3 separate regions of the Homo sapiens genome follow, and regions 1 and 2 are each linked to region 3. A link is a contact called in ENCODE Hi-C or POLR2A ChIA-PET data. All regions are on one chromosome and are shown on one strand. Each heading gives the region's core, a stretch centred on a gene start or an enhancer-like site at or near the end of the contact. The rest is flanking DNA. Distances are from core to core; before and after follow the strand shown. Region 1 overlaps GPRC5C (G protein-coupled receptor class C group 5 member C). Region 2 holds the start of FDXR (ferredoxin reductase). Region 3 holds the start of MTNAP1 (mitochondrial nucleoid associated protein 1).

Region 1 (4,312 bases), core at 1,399-3,898, 1.2 Mb after region 3:
CTGCTGCTGCTGGGTGCCTTCCTGGGGGCCTGGCCCGCCCTGTGTGGCCGCTACAAGCGCTGGCGTAAGCATGGGGTCTTTGTGCTCCTCACCACAGCCACCTCCGTTGCCATATGGGTGGTGTGGATCGTCATGTATACTTACGGCAACAAGCAGCACAACAGTCCCACCTGGGATGACCCCACGCTGGCCATCGCCCTCGCCGCCAATGCCTGGGCCTTCGTCCTCTTCTACGTCATCCCCGAGGTCTCCCAGGTGACCAAGTCCAGCCCAGAGCAAAGCTACCAGGGGGACATGTACCCCACCCGGGGCGTGGGCTATGAGACCATCCTGAAAGAGCAGAAGGGTCAGAGCATGTTCGTGGAGAACAAGGCCTTTTCCATGGATGAGCCGGTTGCAGGTGGGTCTCTGTGGATGCCCCCAGTGGCCCCTTTCTCCATCCCATGTCTTTTACTGCAGGACAGGGAGCCAGTCTCTTGAGCAAAATGGAAAGTTTTTGAGGTTTTCTGTAGTTTTCTGCCTAAGTGTCTCTAAATTCCATTTAATTTAAAGATTTTTTTTTTTCAGTTGGGCATGGTAGATCATGCCTGTAATCCTAGCACTTTGGGAGGCCAAGGCGGGTGGATCACTTGAGACGAGGAGTTCGAGACCAGCCTGATCCACATGGTGAAACCCCGTCTCTACTAGAAATCCAAAAAAATTAGCTGGGTGTGCTGGCTCATGCCTGTGATCTCAGCTACTCGGGAGGCTGAGGCGGGAGAATCACTTGAACCTGGGAGGCGGAGGTTGCAGTGAGCCAAAATCGAGCCACTACACTCCAGCCTGGGTGACAGAGCAAGACTCCATCTCAAAATAAATAAATAAATAAGATTTTTTTTCTATATTCATATAATTCATGCATACATTCTCACTGTAAAATTTCAAACATTACAGATAAAATGAAATTTTCCCCAGCTGCCTCCCCAGTCCTACCCGTCCCATCCTGTTCCATCCCCAGAAGTGACCACTATTGACTGATATAATATCTATGTGCCTTTGTTTCTCCATTTGTAAAATGGGGATAATGTCAGTACCTATTTCATAGGGTTCTTGTGAGGATTGAATTAATTAGTGCCGGCTGGGCGCCATGGCTCACACCTGTAATCCCAGCACTTTGGGAGGCTGAGGTGAGTGGAGCTTGAGCCTAGGAGTTTGAGACCGGCCTGGACAACATAGTGAGGCCCCGTCTCTACAAATAATTTCAAAAATTAGCCAGGTGTGGTAGTGCATGCCTATGGTCCCAGCTCCTCAGGAGGCTGAGGCAGGAGGATTGCCTGAGCCCAGGAGGTTGAGGCTTCAGTGAGCCGTGATTGCACCACCACATTCCAGCCTGGATGATCTCAAAAAAAAAAAAAATTACTTAGTGCCCGGCCCATGAAAAGCACTCTTGAAGAATTAGCTATTTGCTGTGTGTGCGTGTCTATTATTTTACATATTTTACTAATACTATCCTTCCAGAACTTGTTTTTCTATTATGTATGTATCCATAATCACCTTAGTTTTCTTTAAAAGGAAGTATTTTTCAGGTAATTTTTTTCTCTTTTTTTATTTTTTGAGACGGAGTCTCGCTCTGTCACCCAGGCTGGAGTACAGTGGTGTGATCTTGGCTCACTGCAACCTCCGCCTCCCGGGCTCAAGAGATTCTCCTGCCTCAGCCTCCCAAGTAGCTGGGATTACAGGCACGTGCCACCACACCTGGCTAATTTTTGTATTTTTAATAGAGACGGGATTTCACTATGTTGGCCAGGCTGGTCTCGAACTGCTAACCTCAAGTGATCCGCCTGCCTCGGCATCCCAAAGTGCTGGGATTACAGGTGTGAGCCACTGCACCTGGCCTTTTTCTCTTTTTAATAAAAGTATTTGGGGTGCCGTGTAGTGGTCTCAGCAGCGCCCTTGTTAGCTGTACAGCCCACTAGCATTTCCTCAGCACCTGCTCTGTGCCAGCCCCTGTGCTAATCCCCTTACCGATGTGGCCCATTGCACGCATCCCACCTGCTCTTCCTCAGCCTGCTGGCTGCAGCCCCTCATCTGACATGACCTGGAAATTTGGGGGTGCCATCTCAAAGTCCTGACCCTGCCCCCAGACTGTGCTGATCTGGAGGCCTGGGGGCTTCAGACTTTCTTAACTGCCCGGTTAACAAGCACCGGCTCTGGGGTCTCTGCTGGGAGGTCAGAGTCAGGCAGTGGAAGTTCCAGAATCAGAGACATTCCTTTCTCTTCTACACACTGTGAAATCCTCATAATCCCTGCTTTGGAGAAAGAGATGACCCTTGTCCTGCCGGGCACTTGATCTTTGATCTGCCCACCTGGGCTGAGGTGCTGGCCTCACCCCTGGGTGGCCCCTGTCACACGCACGGTGTGCATGGCGGGGGTGGAATTGGCAAAACCCACCAGAGAGGTGGGGCTTACAGACAAGTGCTGGGAGGAGCCTCAGGCCCCGCCCCCACACTGAATGCCGGTCGGGGCCAAATGGTTCTCAACCTTGGGGCTGAGTTTTTACTTCCTTTTTTTTTTTCTAAATGGAAAAATCAATAGAGTGAGCCCAGCCCCAGCACTTAGGAAACTCTATATAGGTTGCGGTCCCTCAGAACTGCAGGGCCGTCAGCCTTGCCGGAGCCAGACGTCCGCTGTGCCGTCCTCACAGCAAGGCCTGCTCCGAGGCCCCGGGGTGCGTCAGCAGCCCTCCTCAAACACCCTGGGAGTGCCCAGCAGGGCGGAACACACCGGGAAACCAACACCCCAAAGGCACAAGGAAGTATCCCTGGAGCTAAAAATAGTTCTGGAAACTTGCCAGGGGGCCACAGGCTGGGACGTGCGTTAAGGCTCCCTGGCCAGGCTCTGGGTTGGTGTAGTGGGGAAGGGGCGCCCAGGTCGGCCCTGGGAGGACATGAACAGGCTTAGGCCGAGGGCTCTCAGATGTATTTACCTCTGTGCCTGGCAGCTGGCCCGTGGTGACAGGCAGAGCTGGAGGCTGGCCATCTTGGAAGGCGGCCGAAGGCCCATGTGTCCTCTTGGCCTCTGGCCCCGGAGGGCGGATGGGGATGTGGAAGTTGCTGACAGAGCATTTTCTGAGCTGTTGGGTCAGGGGCTGGGGTGTCTACAGTGCAGGGAAGCTCAGCAGTGTTGTTCACTCCCATGCATCTGTACAAAGGGGTGCTAGGCTTGGGAGGGGGCCCCCGTGTTCACAACCTCACCCCCAAGTTGGCCACTCCTGGGTTAGAGACTATGCCAGGGTTGGCCTGCCCCCTTTACCTCTTCCCTGCCCCCAGAGAGCCTTGCTTGGTTTGTGGGAGGTGGGGAAGGGAGCTGAGAGCCCTGGGATCTTCAAACTGTTCCTGCTTTTCCTTGTAGCTAAGAGGCCGGTGTCACCATACAGCGGGTACAATGGGCAGCTGCTGACCAGTGTGTACCAGCCCACTGAGATGGCCCTGATGCACAAAGTTCCGGTAAGTGGGTTCCCCAGGTCCCCGTGACACGTCTGGGCTACAGAGACCAGCCTCAGCAGGCCAGTGGGAGAAGGCCATGTGGCCAGAGCTGGGTTGGGTGGAGGTGGTAAGGGGAAGGCAAGCTTCTCCATCTGGTGCTTTTACCTGGGGAATCCAGAGCCCCAGTTCTTAAATTCCTTGTCCTGGAGTCAGTGTACCCACCACCTTCAGCTGCACTGCAGTGGGACCCGCCCTGTGTCACTGGGGCATTGCACACAGGTTGTGTCGGGATGCTATAGGGAATGCTGGGTGAGCTCTCCCTGGTGGGAGCTGCCAGCTTTACCCTGGAGGGCTTGGGGAGGGACAAAGGAGGGTCTCAGCCAGGTGCTCCCAAAATAGACAGGGGTCCAAATGTCACAGGTCTGGATAGGTGTTTACTTCTCAACCACAGCTGTGCCAAGGGGGCCCACACTCTCCTCCCTCTCTGGCAGGCAGCAAGTCTCGACCTTACACCTCCCCCTGGGTTCTGGAAACTAGAAGCATCGTTAGCCAGGGGAGGGGGAGGGAGCAGGAAGACGGTGGGTTGGATTCTACTCACTCCTATATGTGTTCCTCCTCCCGGCTGGCAGAGGCTGTGGGGAGAGGTCAGTGACCCGTCTTGGCAGGACACTGGGAACAGGAAACAAGGAGGTCAGCTGGGTGGCGTTCTCATCCCCCTCCCCGCCCTCTCTGTGAGAGCCGCGGGGCAGGGGGAGGTGAGTGTGGCTGAAGCTTCCAATCCCAGCGCCTCCCCTCTCCCTGAGCCTGAACCTGAGCCTGGGCAGAGGAGAGCTTCCGGAGCACCAGGA
Region 2 (4,904 bases), core at 17-2,516, 1.6 Mb after region 3:
AGGAGGACAAAGTCATTTTGCAGGTCTACATAAGCCCCCTGGAGTGCTTGGCCAGGGAGGCAAAGCTGACCACCTGCCACTGACCACTCACCACCAATGTGCGTTTTACACCCCTGTCACACTGAGGACGGGAGGGGAGGGGAGCCTCAGGTGTAGGTGAGGAAGCAAGTGGGAAGTGTCCAGGCCAGATGGCTGGGAGCCCCTTCCCCATAAGGCAACCAGGAGTGCTCTTAAAACCCAAAGCGGGTGAGGCTTGCCCTTAGGACTGGAGCAGCAGGTGAATGATGGACTATGAGTAAGTGGCTTACCTTTAGCAGGTGTTGGGCCGTGTAGAAGCCAGCTGGGCCACTGCCCACCACACAGATCTGGGGGGTCTTCTCCTGTGTGGAGAAATGGTGGCAGAAGCCTGGGGCCAGGCAGAGGAGAGGGAAAAGGTCAAAATTAACTTCTCTCCCCAGTCCCAAACCAACCTGAATATCCAACAGAAGCTGGAACTTCCCAAGCTTCACCCTCACCTGCATCCTCCTTCTCTTGTTCCTCAAGGCTTTGGCATTTGCAGGGTCTCTTACTTCATCTGAACCCCCAAAGGCTGTGGGTTCATCCAGAGCCCACATCTCACCCATGAACCTACTACACCACTGCCAATGGCCTGCCCAACAACACTTCATTCCCTATCCAATCGGCTAGAATCCCACATCCTTCCAACGGCCTCCATATCATCCCAATCTCGCCCCCGTGGGTCTCCCCACGGTGTCCCTCCTCTAACCCCTCTCTCTCTCCACAAAACGCTATATTGCCCATATAGACCCGTCTTATTCCTACAGATCCCTGTTTCGACTCAGACTTTCCTCTCGCCCCACAGACCTCCGTATCATCCTCCATTCACCCCGTCTCACACCTGTAGATCTCAAAGTCTCTCCTTTTCACCTTTGTTGACCTCCGTCTCTAACCCTAGAAGCCTCACATCTCACGCACAGATCTCCGCCCACCCCCGTACACCACCGGGATCTCGCCAGCAGGAAGACACCCCTTCAGTCTCACCCTTCTCCAGCCCTGCCCCAGCTCTGCTCCGACCCCTACTCAGCGCTCGCAGGCCTCCCCGCGCTCCCATCCAGCCCCAAAGGCGCCCTGCTCCTACTCGGGGTGCTCCCGGCGGGAGGCAGCCGGGTCCGAGGCCACGCCGACCAGCCCCACCAGCGCCAGCAGCGCGAAGCCATGGCTGGGAGCAGCAACCTGCAAGTGGATCTGTTCCTAGCTACTGCTCCGCAGGGCAAGCCCGCTCCTGCCCGGGCCCGCCCACAAGCGAGGCCCCGCCCCAAACCCCGCCCCCTGCGCTCCGGGAAAGCGGAGCCTTGCGGCTCCACCCCGACTCCCGAGAGAATCCCGCCCCCAAAAGAGAGACCCGCCCTTAACTACGCCCCACCGTCGAAGCCCCGCCCCTCGGAGCATCCGGGGTATACGCGATTTAATACATTTCTCCCCAGGCCTCACCTTCCCTCCAAATCCCGGAAGCCTAGGGTTGGAAGAGAGCGAATCCCCATCGCTGTTTCAGTCCCTCCCCAAGGAAACAGCCACTAAGAAAGGAGCTTATTTTACTTAGCCGCGCCCCTCTCGGGAGGCTCTCGTCGCTCACTGATGACGCAGACGCCCTTGCCATTTGATTGCGAATCCTCCCACGTGACTTCGTCCTAGCCAATCACGAGTCCGGCTCCAAGCGAGCCTTCCCGCCGTTGGGAAATAACCAGAGTGCGGAAGTCTGGGGCGAGGGAGCTCCTTCCCGGAGCCCAGCAGCCTCCTTCTTCGACCCCGGGTGTTGTGCCGATGTAACCCCTCAAATCCCCGTCTTTGCCGGGCCAGGGAGAATATTAAACCCTGGAAAGCTCGTCCCACCTCACCTCCTTTCCCATTACATAGGTGAAGAAAAGCGGGGCGGGGCAGTGGCTTACGTATGGTACTAAGGACAGAGCGTCCGACCCCCGTGCAGCCGAGCCGGGACCAGAGTTGAGGTACTCCCCTCGGGTTCAGAATTTAAGGGGGCTCCAAAACACTCAGTAATCAAGATAAATATAATACTGCAACGTTTTAAAAGGTCAAAAGTAATGCAAAAAGTCTATGATCAAAATGTTTTTAAAAATAAGGACAGGATCCGTAGTCACAGCTGACCCAATAAGCCTAACCCCTCTTCCTTTTCCCCATGGGCCCTCTTGTCAAATATTACTTCCTTGGAGAAGCCTTTTCTCTGACCCGTCCCCTCCCAAGTTCCAAGGAGTTAAAGGCCTCTCATTCCACAGCATCTGACCTTATCCCATCATGACTTACTACACTGGTTGTCGTTTTTAATGAGATTTTAAATTCAATAATAACATACAGAAAAGTGCACAAATCATGAGTGTACAACTTGACAATATATCACAAGGTGTAACCATATAACCACCACCCAGATCAAGAAATAAAACATGGCCAGTATCCCAGGAGTCCTCTGTGCCCTTACTGGTCACTTCCCCTCCCTCCCACTGGTAAGTAAATGCTGTCTGCTTTCTAATAGGTCACTGTGTTTTATGCCTGTCCCACTAGACCAGGAGTAGGCAAACTATAGCTTGCAGGCCAAATACTGTCCACCAGCATGTTTTGGATGACCAACAAGAATGGCTTTTACTGTTTTTGTTTTTTTGGAGGTTTTGGGGTTTTTGTTTTTGGTTTTGATTTTGTTTTTTGAGACAGGGTCCTGCTCTGTCACCCAGGCTGGAGTGCAGTGGTGCTCACTGCAACCTCTGCTTCCTGGCTTGGCTCAAGCGAGCCTCAGGCCTCAGCCTCCGGAGTAGCTGGGACCACAGGTGCCTGCCACCACGCCTGGTTCATTTTTGCATTTTTTGTGGAGATGGGGTTTTGCCATGTCACCCAGGCTGGTCTCGAACTCCTGAACTCAAAGCGATCCTCCCACCTCGGCCTTCCAAAGTGCCAGGATTACAGGAGTGAGCCACCACACCCAGCTTGTTTTTATATTTTTAATGGTAAAAAACAACATTTTGTGACACGTAAAAATTACATGAAATTCAGACTTCAGTTTGAATAAAACTTTATTGGAAGACATCCATGCTTACTTCTTTACATATTGTCTATGGCTATATTTGTGCTTTGATGGCACAATTGAGTAGTTGTAACAGAGATCATATGGTTCGCAAAGCCCCAGATATTTACTATCTGGTCCTTTACAGAGTTTGACCACCCCTGCACTACATTATAAGCTCCATGAGGATGGGGACCCAGTCTCAGCTCTTATACCCCCAGGGCTTCACACACTGGCTAGCACATAATGGAAGTTCGTACAATCGAAAAAGTTCTGTAGGGCTCCCCATCTAGAGGCAGTATATCTGGTGGTGGAGGATGGATTCTAGAGTCAGACAACATTGGGTCTGAATCCCTCTTCCTCCACTTACTAGCTATATGACATTGAGAAATTTAATCTCTCCAGGACTTTTTTTCACTGTCTGTAACATTTGGGGGAAATATGAATAGTGGCAATTTGTTGTAGACATTAAAATCAGATGATGAGGTCAAGACAACTTCCATAAATGCTAGATAAACATTAGCTATTATTATCATCATCCATATGTATTATGACCTCCCATATGTCTCTGTAGATTAGACCTTAAGTCTCTGCAGAGATCTGGATATACTTCATTCACTCCTGTCACCTCCCTCACCTCTCAGGCCTCAGAAATTCCCAGCCCACATCCTAAGTGAAACAGAAAATGGAGCCTCAAAGCAATCGAGTGACTTGTTCCCATGATACCCATGGTACAGCCAGATCTGGCACCAGTGCCTTCAGCTGCTGCCCATACCCCAGTCAGGTCCAGATCAATAACAATGAGTCATTGGTTATGTATTTGGATGGTTTTAATCATGAGCCAGGACTGTGCAACTGGGGCCTTTTCTGCCACTGCGTTTCTCAAATGGAGAATTAGCAGTTTGATTAATTACACCCCTAGATCTCAAGGCCATTTCTAAGCTGCTAATGCATTTCCAAGGAGCAGCAATAACATATAGCAAAGCAGTGGGCTGGGGAGCCGCCAAGCCTGCCTCGTGCCAAGAGGGCTGCCTGGATCCAAAACTCCACTCTATCAGTCAACCTTCTAGCAAGAAACAGATGGCACACTCAAAAGGCGTGATTGAGGACAGTTTAATGAAGGAGTTTGTATACAGAGGTGTGAGCAGGGTGAAGGGAATGGAGAAGCACCCCAGGCTAGCAACAGCTGGAAACCACTACCACCGCAAGCCTGGAGGGAGCTGTTTCAGAACTAGTGAGAGTCTGTAGCTATGGAAAAGGGTGTCTAAAGGAACTGCGGTCTTTGGTAAAGGAAGGTGTGGTGGAGATGAATGGAGAGTGCACATAAAAGAACCAGTGGCCTCTGTGCAGCTGCCTAAGGCCACACCACAGAGGGGCTCTCCAACGGAACAAGGCTCAGGGAATGCCTGTGCCTGTAGCCAGACCCCTCTGCCCATCCCCCAGGCTCCCATTTGCCGGCAGTTTGTCTCCCTATCAGCAGGGTCAGGAGGCCTTTCACTCTATCCAAGGCCTTCACTGAAAAACAAGGCAATTACACGCTCAGAGAATGACTTGCATGTTCTCAACTGGGTCAACTCAGCAATGTCTGGAGACATTTTTGATTGTCACAACTTGAGCTCCCAGCATCTAGTAGGTAGAAGCCAGTGACGCTGCTAAACATCCAACAATGCACAGGACAGCCCCCAACAACACAGAATTGGCCAGATAAAATGTCAGTAGTGACTGGGCATGGTGGCTCACACCTGTAATCCTAGCACTTTGGGAGGCCAAGGTGGGTGGATTGCCTGGGCTCAGGAGTTCGAGACCAGCTTGGGCAACATGGTGAAACTCCGTCTCT
Region 3 (4,680 bases), core at 1-2,500:
TAAACTCAGAATACTTTTGAGAACTTCAATCACATGAAATAATTATTTCAGAGAAGGATCCTTGTGGAAAGACCGTAACAGGAAGAGCATTCTGAGGTAACCTTTCCCAACTTTCTCCTCCACACATTCTTGCAGAGGAAATTAAGAGAGAGAAAAAAATTAAGAAATCCCAACTTAGTCCGGACTCTAGTAGTACATGTCAAGCACAGAACCCCTAATTTAAGACCCGCGTCCCGAGGCCAGGCTCCCTCGGGAAGGTAGCGAGTGCATCGCGATAAAATCTTTCCTCCCGCCTTCGGAGTCAAACGGCCCCGCAATCCAAACAGTTTAGAATCCAGCTTGTTCTTAATGCCACAGTCAAGAGAAGATCCATAACCCGCCTTGGTCATCTGCCCTTCTGTGTTCACAACCGTTCAGGGCACAAGTTCTTCGGTCTAACCGAATCTTTCCCTGCTGCGGGGTTAAGCCCAACCTTTCTTTCTGACCTTGGGGAGCCGGCAGCTCCCCGCCCGGTGCCCTCACAAAAGCCTTTGGGGGCTCCCTCTCCAAGATGAGACGTTTATCCCATCCCCCCACCCTCCTAAATTTAGGACAGGAAAGCTTTAGGGCCACCGTCTCTCTTCCGGGACCGATCACACTTCGTTCCAAATAGGAAAAGACAGGGGGGAAAAAAGATGGAGGGGCGGGAGACCTGGACCCCGGAGAGTCACCTTCCAGCTACCCACAGGAACCAAGCATCCGATCACTCGCGCATCCCTCTCCCCTCCTCCCCCGGCCCGCAGTGCACCCCACAGGGAGCCCCGCCGGGTCCACTCTTGCTCCGACCCCCATTTCGCGCGCCCCCTCGGCTCTATCTCCCAGATCCTCAGGCGACGAATGGAAAGGGGGTCCCTTCCCTCTCACCTGGGACGGAGGCGCTCGCTCATGGCAGCTGGCGGATGGAAGCTACGCGGCGCCGCTCCGCGAAGAGAGGGAACAGAGGGGGTTGTGTTTCGGCGGCCGCCACGCCCACCCCCTCGGGCCTTGGCTCTCGCAGCCGCTCGGGTGGACGCAGCCGGTGGCGAGTACCCCTCAGTCGGACCCGTACCACCACTACTTCCGGCGTCTGCTCCGCGCCCCCCCATGTCGCTGCCGCCGTGGTACCGCCCTCTCGCGGCTGCGCAGTGGCACCATCCCAACCGCACCGACTGGTAACCCCGCCCACGGGAAGAGGCGGGCTCGGAGCGGGAGGAGCGACTAGGAGCTTCTGGGAGAAAGGACCTCCCCTGGGGTGGCAGAAGCGCTCGCCTGTTCACAGCCAACGGAGGGTACGGTATAAAAGTCAAGCCAGGTTTCAAATAAATTCAATTATGTCATAATAATATCATACAAGTATTTGAGTTGAATCCGTGTAACATATTTTAAAACAGGCGGACCTATCCGGCAGTGGTGCAGACGGCCTGACGAGGTTCCTTGGCCGGGGGTTGGGCAGGGGCCTGGGGGGCTTCCCTGGGGGGCTTGTCGCCGGGGCCGCCTGGGCTTTCAGGTCTTCCGAGGTGAGGACGGTGCTCTGTGGGGAGCTTGCAAGGGCGGGTTTGTTTTCCGCGGCCCACGTTCTAAGTCTGGGGGAGACTCTCCTGAGCGGAGAGGGTAGGGAATCGGGTGCCGGGGCCGGCGGAGGGTCTTCCTGGAACCGCAGGAGGAAATCCTCGGTGGGGCTGCGGGAACGGCTGTCCCTGACCCAGGAGCTGCCGGGCCGACCCCATCCACTCCGCAGAATCAGAACAGCTGGCAGAATCAGAACAGCTTTCAGGGAAAGGAAGGGTGCGGGGAGGTGGGCAGGCTGGTAACGCAGCGGGAGGAGGGAAAGGCGGCTGGAGAGCGCCGGAGGTGAGGGTGAGGATTAGTGGAACTATTGAGGTCCTCCTTGAGCCCGGAGGCTGGGGAGGTCTTAACTCTCTGCTTTCCGGAACCTGTGTTTCTATTTGGTTCAGTATCGTGCCGCGTTTACTCACTGTGCATGCTGCCAAGTCACCTGTCTGATCGTGTCCTACACAGGCTGACATTCACGTTTCATTCTGCCACACTCGGGAACGGTGATCGGGGAAGCATGGGGATCCGGGAGAAGCACCCACAAAACTAGCATCCTCCTGGAGGAGCTCGGGTAAGAAAACAGACACCCACGTATAGACGTTATCGTGGGAATGTACCGGGATCTTTCAAGTAGGGTTGAGTGTGAGGTGGAGTGGAGGCAGAAACGTCTAGCAGGTGTCAAGCCCTTCCTAACGTTGTTAGCCGAAGGTCCATGGACTGGCTTCATTTGTGTGTATTATTGTAAACAAACAGTCTGTGGCTTTCATCCTGTTAGTGTGTACCTCCAAAGAAAGAAAGAATGATGGCTCACGCCTGTAATCCCAGCAGGCTGGGCGCGGTGGCTCACGCCTGTAGTCCCAGCACTTTGGGAGGCCGAGGCGGGTGGATCACCTGAGGTCAGGAGTTCAAGACCAGCCTGGCCAACATGGTGAAACCCCGTCTCTACTAAAAATACTAAAATTAGCTGGGCGTGGTGGCGCACGCCCTTAATCCCAGTAATCCCAGCCACGCGGGAGGCTGAGGCAGGAGAACCGTTTGAACCTGGGAGGCTGAGGTTGCTGTGAGCCGAGATCGCGCCACTGCACTCCAGCCTGAGTGATAGAGCAAGACTCCATCTCAAAAAAAAAAAGACCAAACAACAACAAAGTAAAAATGATTACTGTAATCTGTTGGCAGAAAACAGTTTTGTTTTGAAGGACTTCGTACAGGATAAGGTGGGTTGGTTGCTTTATTGAATGGATTGGTGAAGATTGTGTCTATTTTGTAAGTGGTTTCAGTCACCCTTTTTAATCTCTTTGGTAGTCAGAAGATATTATCAGTTGTAGTACTGAATAATATTTAAACGTTTATATCTAAAGAATTAAGTGAACAAATATTGTATGCCAGGCTCAGTGCTAGGTTTTTACATACAGCTGTGTGCAGGATAGATATGTTTCCTGCCCTCTGGAACTTTATAGAAAGAATAAGAGATGTAGAAAGGAAATAACTTTCAACTAAACATTGGAATTAAACATTTTCTTTTCTGGACTCTAAAGAATAACAGGTACAAATATACATGGTATAAATGTTTTTTTTTTAATTTTTTACATCGTATATGTTTAACAAAGATGTCAAACTAATTTGCCAGTAATCTGTTGTACTAGAAACTATAAGTAGGCCAGGCGTGGTGTCTCACGCCTGTAATCCCAGCACACTGGAAGGCCGAAGGCGGGCAGATCACGAAGTCAGGAGATTGAGACCATCCTGGCCAACATGGTGAAACCCCGTCTCTACTAAAAATACAAAAATTAGCCTGGCGTGGTGGCGCATGCCTGTAGTCCCAGCTCCTCGGGATGCTGAGGCAGGACAATAGCTTGAACCTGGGAAATGGAGGTTTCAGTGAGCCGACACTGCACTCCGGCCTGGTGACAGAGTGAGACTCTGTCTCAAAAAAAAAAAAAAAAAAGTATAAGTGAAAAACAGGACTGTGTCCTTGGCCATGTATATATTTGTGCATTATGCATACATTTTATGTATATCTGTGTGTGTGTGTGTGTGTATATGCATATTACTAAATGTTAGTAGAGCTTCATTTCTCATTCTTTGATTGTGGTAATTCTAATATTTTCTTCTTACACCCTAGTGCATATTCTATTTATCACTTTGGAAACCTCTGCTGTAATCAGTAACCTTTGGCTGGGCGTGGGCGTGGTAGCTCGCGCCTGTAATCTCAGCACTTTAGGGGGCTGAGGTGGGTGGATTGCCAGAGCTCAGGAGTTCGAGACCAGTCTGGGTAACACGGACACGGTGAAACCCCGTCTTTACTAAAATACAAAAAATTAGTCAGGCGTGGTGGCATGCCCCTGTAGTCCCAACTACTTGGGAGGCTGAGACGAGAATTGCTTGAACCTGGGAGGCGGAGTTTGCAGTGAGCAGATATTGTGCCACTGCACTCCAGCCTGGGTGACAGAGTGAGACTCTGTTTCCAAAATAAATAAATAAATAAATAACCTTTGGTTCCTGGCCTAAGTTTTTTATTCTTTACCATTCTGTCCTTGAATAACGTGTTTAAGGGTTTTTAAACAATTTTTTATACTCATATAATGACTAGTTGACTTGCTGTAACCGTAAGTAGCAAACATCTAGCTTGTTCCAAATGAATTTAAAAGATACAACACATAAGTAAAATATTGGTATGTACAAACTATGTGCTTCTCATAATCTCACATTTACCTTTTTCAGGAATAGGATGAGTGATAATCCACCCAGAATGGAAGTGTGTCCTTACTGTAAGAAGCCATTTAAACGATTAAAATCCCACTTGCCATACTGTAAGATGATAGGACCAACCATACCTACTGATCAAAAAGTTTATCAGTCCAAGCCAGCTACACTCCCACGTGCTAAAAAGATGAAAGGACCAATCAAAGATTTAATTAAAGCTAAAGGGAAAGAGTTAGAGACAGAGAATGAAGAAAGAAATTCTAAGTTGGTGGTGGACAAACCAGAACAGACAGTGAAGACCTTTCCACTGCCAGCTGTTGGTTTGGAAAGAGCAGCTACTACAAAGGCAGATAAAGACATCAAGAATCCAATCCAACCATCCTTCAAAATGTTAAAAAATACTAA

The links. A loop is a pair of places that touch in the nucleus more often than their neighbours do. ChIA-PET counts read pairs that join two places held with the same protein, here RNA polymerase II (POLR2A). Pooled maps may share reads with other maps.
Region 1: a loop to region 3 is called in a map with no recorded cell type, with 3 times the contacts of the local background. The contact joins the enhancer-like site here to the promoter of MTNAP1 in region 3. A Hi-C loop is called at or near these places in 1 of 37 single-sample maps with no recorded cell type and 1 of 50 pooled maps.
Region 2: a pooled map shows a loop between it and region 3 (26-fold over the local background). The contact joins the promoter of FDXR here to the promoter of MTNAP1 in region 3. A Hi-C loop is called at or near these places in 8 of 50 pooled maps. POLR2A ChIA-PET finds 5 or more read pairs at or near these places in 2 of 52 experiments (GM10248 and activated B cell).

The regions. Positions count from the first base shown.
Region 1 is chr17:74,440,428-74,444,739 of GRCh38, forward strand. GPRC5C (G protein-coupled receptor class C group 5 member C) reads left to right here. Exons shown (of 4, transcript NM_022036.4): 2 at 1-400; 3 at 3,391-3,485. Among named protein-coding and RNA genes, the nearest start is that of GPRC5C, 10 kb to the left of the region's middle. RefSeq lists enhancers at 2,632-2,751, 3,794-4,312. Within about 2 kb of position 2,649, at least 30 of the 41 ENCODE cell types and tissues checked have a DNase peak (open chromatin) inside an H3K27ac peak, as active enhancers do.
Region 2 is chr17:74,871,728-74,876,631 of GRCh38, forward strand. FDXR (ferredoxin reductase) reads right to left here and starts at 1,267. Exons shown (of 12, transcript NM_024417.5): 1 at 1,139-1,267; 2 at 309-406. The coding sequence starts at 1,217. It also overlaps a transcript of FADS6 not described here. RefSeq lists enhancers at 619-1,519, 1,317-1,611, 1,567-1,796, 2,417-3,317, 4,433-4,727, silencers at 1,007-1,136, 1,177-1,406 and a cis regulatory region at 3,682-3,753.
Region 3 is chr17:73,231,183-73,235,862 of GRCh38, forward strand. MTNAP1 (mitochondrial nucleoid associated protein 1) reads left to right here and starts at 1,251. Exons shown (of 6, transcript NM_001351264.2): 1 at 1,251-1,307; 2 at 2,038-2,143; 3 at 4,294-4,680. The coding sequence starts at 4,301. VCF1 (VCP nuclear cofactor family member 1) reads right to left here and starts at 1,212. Exons shown (of 4, transcript NM_001098832.2): 1 at 904-1,212. The coding sequence starts at 1,124. RefSeq lists an enhancer at 1-705.